Linked DNA regions of Homo sapiens: regions 2 and 3 are each linked to region 1. The links are chromatin contacts, found by Hi-C or POLR2A ChIA-PET in ENCODE. All regions are on one chromosome and are shown on one strand. Each heading gives the region's core, a stretch centred on a gene start or an enhancer-like site at or near the end of the contact. The rest is flanking DNA. Distances are from core to core; before and after follow the strand shown.

Region 1 (2,700 bases), core at 117-2,616:
AAACTGGAATCAGTCCAGATATCCTTCAATAAGTGAAAGGTTAAACTGTGGCACATCTACACCTTGGCATATTACTCAACAATAAAACAGAACAAACACTGATATACACAAAATGGATGAGTTCCCGAGAATTATTCCAAGTGAAAGAAAAGCAATCTGCAAAGATTAAATATTGTATGATTCCACTTATGTAACATTTTTGAAGTGACAAAAGCTTTAGAAATGAAGACAGATTAGAGGTTTCTAGGAGTTAGAGATGGGAGGAGGGAGGAGGTAGGCGTGGTTATAAAAGGGAAACATGAGGGATCCTTATGGTATTGGAACTGTTCAGTATCTTGACTGGGATAGTGGATACATGAACCTACGCAAATGACAAAATTATATAGAATTTATACACACATGCACACACCTACATAATGCACATAATAAGTATAAATTAAAATCAGGAAATCTGAAGAAGATCAGTGGACTATATCCATATCAATATCCTGTGATATACCATAGTTTTACCAGAATGCTACCTTTGGGGAAACTAGGCAAAGTATATAAGTGATATCTCTGTATTATTTTTTACAACTGTATGTGAACCTACAATCTGAATAAAAATTTAAATTTAAAAAGTGCAGGTTGATAGCCAGAAGAGAGAAATTACATGGTGAGAATCCTGAAATATAAATGGTATCACTTTCAAATTTTTAAAGAGAACCAACTCTCATCTGCAGCAACAGGTGACATCACATCACTAAATAGGAAACTTCATTTTTTATCACTTGTTTCAGCCCCTAATCACAATAAAACTTAAACTGCTACCAAGAAGCCCAACAAACATATTTCGAAACACAAAACTTGACTTTCAAAAATAAAATGCCCTCCTGGTGATACTTTCAAAGTCAAAAGGTGGCCTACTCTGTCTTAAGACATGTGGATAATTGCTCCTCAGTTTCTAAGGTCAAAATCCTATACATTTATATGCACAGCATGCGATTTTACAAGCTCGGAAACCTGGAGCAAATGATTAGCTGAACTGTAAACTTAATCACTAGCAAGATAGGCCAGCAGATCTAAGAAAAAATAAAAAGACAAGGAGAAAAGCATTTTAATAACCATGAAGGTACTCTATTCTGTTGCTAAGCAGGAAGTTTACATGAAAGGGTGTGAGGTTCAGCTCTTTGTGGCTACTTCCCCTAAAAGTACGGTCCAAGAAACACCCTGCATCAATCACTTTCCAGATCCCTTGGCTCCCAGCCAGACCAACTAAGTCAGAGTAATGCTTGAAAAAACCACTGTGACAAGCTATGAAGTGACTCATACGCATGAGTTTCAGAAGCCCTGTTAGAACACTTACCTGTTTATAATTTACTGCTGTCTTCTTCCTGCTGAGGAGTGATTCTCATCAGGGATCCATTCTGCCCCTAGGGGATGTTTAACGACGTCCATCTGGAGACACTGGTTGTCACAGCTATGGGGGCAGAGGGCCCAGAGATACTGCTAACCATTCCACAATGTACAAGATACCCTCCTACAACAAAGACTTATGGGGCCCCAAATATCAATGGTGCTGAGATTCAAACTCCTGACAGAGAGGGATGCTAGCATTGCATTTAACAAAAGGATCGCTAACATACAATTAAAAAAAAAAATAAAAGCAAGATTAATAACTTAGAGCTACTAAGTGGATCTGATCTCCAAGGGCAAAGGTAGCTGTTACTCCCTTGATCTTCTCAAATCTGATTCATCCCAAGGAAGAAGGTTTTCTTTGTGACCATGTTTTAAGAGCCTCATTGCTGGAGCCATAAAGCCCAAGTTGAAATCACAGTTTTGACACTTAATATCTAATATCTGGGTGACATTAAGTTAGGCGATTACCTTTAGTAAGTCTCTATTATCTGTAAAGGGGAATTAATGACTGTTCTTCACCCTAAGAGCTGTTAGAAAAATGAAAATAAATAAGAGATGACTGTCAAAAACCATAGCATGGATCCCAAAAATAAATGTTTTGTTATTACTAATGAACTCTTTCCAATTTTTACTCCAGTCTTTTTATTTCTCAGCTGCCAACAGAGTAAACCATCTTTTTCAGATTAAATTTGGTTACTCTTTTAAATAGTTTCCAACTCCTCCAGCACCAGATAAGATAAAAGCTGACCTTTTTTTTTTTTTTTTTTTTTTTTTTTTTTTTTGACACAGAGTCTTGCTCTGTTGCCCGGGCTGGAGTGAAGTGGCACAATCTTGGCTCACTGCAGCCTCCACCTTCCAGGTTCAAGCAATTCTTTCGCCTCAGCTCCCAGTAGCTGGGATTACAGGCACGCACCACTACACCCAGCTGATTTTTGCATTTTTAGTAGAGACGGGGTTTTGCCATGTTGACCAGACTGGTCTTGAACTCCTGACCTCAAGTGATCTGCCCACCTCAGCCTCTCACAGTGCTGGGATTAGAGGCGTGACCATTTCTAATTAGCCTGTAAACTTAGTGCCAGCTGCTTTCTCTGCAAATAACACCCCCACCACCAGCTTCTCTATCAGTCCCAAATACTCTCAGGTAACAGACAACTTTAACAAGGAGGAAACCACCACTCCTATTAGCCCAGTAGTAAGTGACCTGACCAGCACCAAAGAAATGTTTGAAAGATACATCCTTTAAGAGTTGTTTGCATAAACGAAATGTTTCTCTTAAAAGTTCCCTAACCATACCAACTGGAT
Region 2 (2,700 bases), core at 66-2,565, 540 kb after region 1:
AAATACCCAGTATCATTTGACATACTTTCTTAAGTAATTATGATTACTATTACTGTCTTCCATTATGATTATGTGTGTATTTCTTCCTCTCCTTTATCCATCTTTGAGGGCTAGGACCATGCTAAAGTATCTTTGAATGAAAAAACAAGCATAGAATTTATGTATTAGTTTATTAGATATATATATCTGAGTATTCATTGTATGTCAGGTCCTCTTCAGTGGTAGAACAGAAGACCTACAGTCTAGGGGAAGACAAGAAAAAGGGCCAGGATAAAGCTACATGATAAGAAGTCCACATTAATTGATTAGAATAATACTTGCTATACATAATGGTAACTCATAAGACCCTTCAACTTTCAAAGAATAAGTTATTTTGGCTGCACGATAGCATTAGATGTATCTTACAGAATTTAAGAGTTTATACATTGGTAGTGCAAAAATAAGGTATAATGTATAGATATCACTGGAATTTGGGGGCCAGATAACCAGTGGTTAACTGTGTTTTGATCAAAATGATGAATTAGTGTGAATTCACAGGACTCATTTGTATGGCTATTTGTCTGGCTACTATATATTATAAAAACCCAACATATAGATGTCATGAGCTGTAGAAGGAACTAGATAAAGAGAGCCCATTTAACTTCAATAGGAAGGTGTCTAGAGATTAATTTTAGCACTTAGTGTCATTATGACATGTAGAATGCTGTGTTGAATAAATCTAATGGATTTTAAAGTATTTTTTAGAACTTTGACTTAATTATGATTTTCCTGGAACTGTGTAAGGCTCCTACTGTCAATATGCTAAGGTAACACTTTAGAATGAGAAAATAAATTTTCAGTTGAAACGTTACTGCCATCCATTAGACATGGAAGAAGCAGCTGTTACCACACTGCCAAACCAGGGTTATTTTTTGAAAAACACTAGTACATGCTGTAAGAGCAGAAAGTAGAAAATTACAATGCCATTTGAAAAAAGAATACCCCAACAACTTAAAAATAAACACTTTTACGTAGATGTATATATTAGTTATCTCTGGCTGTATGACAAATTACCCTCAAGTTTAGCAGTTTAAAACAACAAATATTTATTATCTCATAGTTTCTGTGTGTCTGAAATCTAGGAACAGATTGGATGGGTAATTCTGGCTTAGGATCTCTCACAAGATTACATGGCCAGGGCTGTAGTAATCTCAAGGTTCAACTGGGGCTGGAGAGTCTTCTGACCTCTCTCGCATGGTTGTTGTCAGGGTCCAGTTCCTCATGGGCCGTCAGACTGAGACTCTCAGTTCCTCACTGGCTGTTGGCCAGAGGCCTCTTTCAGTTTCCTGGCACATGAGCCTCTTCATAGGGCAGCTGGCTTCCATCAGAAAGAGCAAGTGGGAGAGCAACAGACAGCCAGGCAGAACTCCCAGTCATTTTTTAACCTAATCTCAGTGGTGACATTCCATCATTTTCATATATTTTATTCATTAGAAGTGGGCCACTAGGTCTAGTTTGCCCTCAAGGGCACAAGAGCATGAACACTAAGAGGAAGTAAACCCCAATTTTTATCATATTTCATTATAAGAGGAAAACAGGCATAACAAATCCAACCATTAGAGAAGCACCCTTCATTGGTAAAATATTTGTTGAGTGCCTACTATGTGCCAGCCATGGAGGATATGATAGTTCAAAACCAGCAAATTTCCCTGCCTTCATGTAGCATACTTTCTGTAGGAAATAAACCATTAGAAAGCATACTATATAGTGTCTGGTACACAAGGCTCTCAAAAGATGTTAGTTATTTTTTTTTTTCAGGGTAGATGGATATCTCCCCTGTCCCAGAAACAGAGCCAAACTCTCCAGTCTGTTGCATCTCTAATCCTATTGTAGACAAATATGATTTGTTTAACCAGAGCAGAAATGGCTTTTCTTTCACTTATGCTTGAAATAGGCGATTCATAATAGTTCACAACACTACACACTTGTAACTGCCTTTCTCCCATTTGTGTTTTTAAAGTGGTCTTTGTCAGAAAAAAATATAAATAAAAACACTAAAGAGTCCCACGGAAGTAGCTGTCCTAGTAGGTTTCCTGCAGCGCCGTGCTGACCACTGTATCCTTTTGCATTACACATGCCAAGTTGACCTAACGTCTTCCAGCTCCGAATTATTTTAATTGCTTTTTTTCTAGATGCATCTTTTCAGTCTCTCAAGGACTCTTTAAAAAATGGCTTCTTGAACTACAAACAAGATTTCAAATGTGTGCCTGGTTCTGCCAGGCAATTCTGCAGTTGCTTTCTCTAATTAATATTCCATATCTCAAAAAAACCGTCTCAAGATTTTAATTGACTTTTGTCACCCCCATCTCATTCAAGTACTGTGCTGGCCATCCTCGTACATTATTAATAAACCATGCGTACTCTGTGTGTTTTTTCCCTGCTGCCTGATGTTTAGTTCTTTCTTGAACTTTGTTTTGAATGACAATTGAAGGATAATTTATTGTGCTGGGCTTCCGACACTAGTACGGTCAGCTATAGTTTGCTGTGCTAATTAGGAAAAAACTGTCAATCAAAGAAGTTATTCACTTTAGAGAGTAGACATAGCTTCATTTGTCTTGTACATAAACTCCTTCATACGGTGTAGAGCTAACTTCCTATACCATTGAGAGAAGTATACTAACAAAGCTGAGTTATAAAATATTTTTATAGAAATATTGATTT
Region 3 (2,700 bases), core at 189-2,688, 660 kb after region 1:
GTCTGTGGAATGTGGTAAGAACAAGATTTTTATTTTCTGAGAAGTCTTCTTCCCACATCTTAGTTTTGAAAAAACAAAGCAAAACACAAAACTCACTGCTGCCTTTGGACTCCACATTAACTGAAGGACGGTACCTGCTTGGTTTTGTCAGTAGATGTTTAAGCTGTGCCCAGAAGCACAAGTTTACCTATGCGTTTGGAGCCCTGAGGACAGGTGGAGGGAAGGGTTGGAACCTGCTTAGAGTAAGATTGTTTCAGTCCTGGAGCACTAGCGATTCCAGTTCAATCTCTTCTAGGAATGACCCTGGCAAGAAATCCAAGGGAGAGCAGGAGAGGCAAGAGGGAGGTAAAACAAATGCAGAGAGTGTGGGAGAGGTAGAACAACAAAAAATGGTGGGGTGGAGAGAGAGGGGAATATTTTGTTTTACAGCCACTTGTGTAAGTAAAATTAGTCTCTGCCTGTCAGTTACTACATCATCAGAAAGTGGCAGGTCTGATTTTCACTGGATGTAGTCTACCACTTTGTTGGCCTGCCTGGAAGCATAGACTATGTAGCACACCATATGCCACTTTGGGACGCCTTACATAGATGAGTAGTCAGAGTCTAGCGCAGCTGAAATTGAGGTACCAAGGCCTGTGCCACCAACCTTTCCCAATTTAATTGATCTGGACGAGACATGCTCTAGTGATTCTAACTTGTAGCCAGGGCCAAGAACCACTGGTTAGAAAGCAATCCCAATGGGTTAAAATTATGTAAAGAAGGGGGCACTGTAATTGGCTACATAAATTTCCATTAGAAGGCAAGGTACCTTAAATTCCCATCTTAATAATCAGATATAACATGTTACCTTAAAGATCCCAGATTTTTTCCATCAAGTTTAGAGAGACTCAATTGTATGGGCTGAAATATATCTATTTGCCCATAATACCTCAAAATTTACAGCAGATTGAAGGAGTTCTAGCTTGGGCCATATGCCTACCACTTGGAATTGTTTCTATAGCCAGTTGGAGGGGTACTGTGAGTGGCCAGGTGTGGAGCAAATGCCCACCCTGGGAGAGGAGAGATTCACCCAGAGGAAGTGGGCCAGGGCTGCCACATTCTTAGCATCAGAGGCCACCATTCATACCAGAGTATATGTGACTGGTGCCTGCTGGAGTTGTGCTGTGCAAAGCTTGCAGGGCTGTACACACAGAAAGGCCCTGGTTAACGAGAGCTGCTGATACCTTCAGAAGAGGGATGTGACACTAGGGATACAGCAAAACAGGTAGCCACTGTAGTTTGAAATCCCATTTGCTGGGTTCTGCCAGCCTGGTGGATAAAAACAAGGCCAAGAAGCTTCAGAAAAATCTACAGCTGAGGCCCTCTCTTGGCTCCTCTGAGCAGGGATAAAGCTTCCTCTAAACTAAGGCTTCCTCTAGCCTCTTGAACTTCCACAAGGCAACAGGCCAAGGTTTCCCTGGCCTAGAGGTGTTAGCTGTGTTTGGCTTCCTGTTGCAGATGGAACAGCTGGGTCCAACTCCTGTGGGTTGAGGACTGCTGGAACTATATGCAAGGGCCCTGGTGAGGCCAGAAGTGTTTGCATTTCCAACAAGCTGCCAGGTGATATATATGTTGCTGGTCCATGGGCTACACTTGAAATAAAAAGATTTCAGATTTTTGTGGCTTCTACTAAGTTGCCATTCTGTTTTAATGTAATGAGTAGTATTGTTTAGAATTTGTGTATATATATATATATATATATATGGCCAGTTGTTTTTCTTTGCAGTTTTATTTCTCTTTGTAAAATGGACATAATAGTACCCACTTCGTAGATTGTTATGAATTAAATGGGATGATCTATATAAAATATCAGCACTGCCCTCATGGAGTCTAGTGAAGGGGACAGATAACACATAGGCAAACACCTGTAATAATAATATGTCAAGTACAAGAAGGAAGATTATAAGATACTGTGATAGAAAGAGGGATGAGTAACCTATTGAGATAAAATGGCCAGACAGAAAGAGCTGAGAATTAAGCAGAGACCTAAGTAAAGGATGAGAGGGAGCTGGCCATATGAAGAGCTGGTATTAATAGAATGGGGTCCCAGGCAGAAGGAATAGCCTATACCAAGGCCTTAAGGTGGGAAAGAGCTTAACACCATCAAAGGGAGAAAAGAAGGCCCCTGTGGCTGAACCATAGAGAGGGAAAGGGAGACTGACATCAGATGAAATTGGCTGTATAGATAGGGCCCAGGCCATACAGGGCCTTGAAGTCAAAGTATGGAATTTGGATTTTTTTCCCATGGGTAATGCTCCTGTCCCTGGATCTCAGTATTGTGGTTGGATCCATGCTGTTTGCTGTCTAGACCTCTCTTCCACTCATCTGCTTCTCCACTACTTCTAGACTTTTTTTTTCCCCTCCCTTTGGCCAGAACATGAGTTACAGTCCTGGCTGATGCTTCCCTAATGCCTACTATCTCCACAGGCTAATTTGTTACCTGTTAATACACTCTCTGGACCCTAGGTTCCATTTGTATAACCCAATTCCTTCTCATTTCCTTCACTAGGTTCTGATCAGAGCATCTGCGATACCCACTTCTGCCCCCTAATGCGGTATCACATCCATATCCCTCCTGATTTGACTTCTCTGCCAAATGGCAGTGAAAATCAAGAACAAAGCCCTAGCAGTAGTGAGGCAGATGAATACAATGAAAGGGAC

Evidence for each region. A loop is a pair of places that touch in the nucleus more often than their neighbours do. ChIA-PET counts read pairs that join two places held with the same protein, here RNA polymerase II (POLR2A). Pooled maps may share reads with other maps.
Region 2: a pooled map shows a loop between it and region 1 (9-fold over the local background). The contact joins two enhancer-like sites. A Hi-C loop is called at or near these places in 7 of 37 single-sample maps with no recorded cell type and 4 of 50 pooled maps. POLR2A ChIA-PET finds 5 or more read pairs at or near these places in 1 of 52 experiments (WTC11).
Region 3: a map with no recorded cell type shows a loop between it and region 1 (4-fold over the local background). The contact joins two enhancer-like sites. A Hi-C loop is called at or near these places in 1 of 37 single-sample maps with no recorded cell type and 2 of 50 pooled maps.

What each region holds. Positions count from the first base shown.
Region 1 is chr3:61,893,782-61,896,481 of GRCh38, reverse strand. All of the region lies in intron 2 of PTPRG (protein tyrosine phosphatase receptor type G), which reads right to left. Among named protein-coding and RNA genes, the nearest start is that of PTPRG, 330 kb to the right of the region's middle. Within about 2 kb of position 1,366, at least 16 of the 41 ENCODE cell types and tissues checked have a DNase peak (open chromatin) inside an H3K27ac peak, as active enhancers do.
Region 2 is chr3:61,357,211-61,359,910 of GRCh38, reverse strand. All of the region lies in intron 3 of LOC105377114 (a long non-coding RNA gene), which reads left to right. Among named protein-coding and RNA genes, the nearest start is that of FHIT, 110 kb to the right of the region's middle. Within about 2 kb of position 1,315, at least 2 of the 41 ENCODE cell types and tissues checked have a DNase peak (open chromatin) inside an H3K27ac peak, as active enhancers do.
Region 3 is chr3:61,238,806-61,241,505 of GRCh38, reverse strand. The region is part of intron 1 of FHIT (fragile histidine triad diadenosine triphosphatase); the gene reads left to right. Among named protein-coding and RNA genes, the nearest start is that of FHIT, 11 kb to the left of the region's middle. Within about 2 kb of position 1,438, at least 2 of the 41 ENCODE cell types and tissues checked have a DNase peak (open chromatin) inside an H3K27ac peak, as active enhancers do.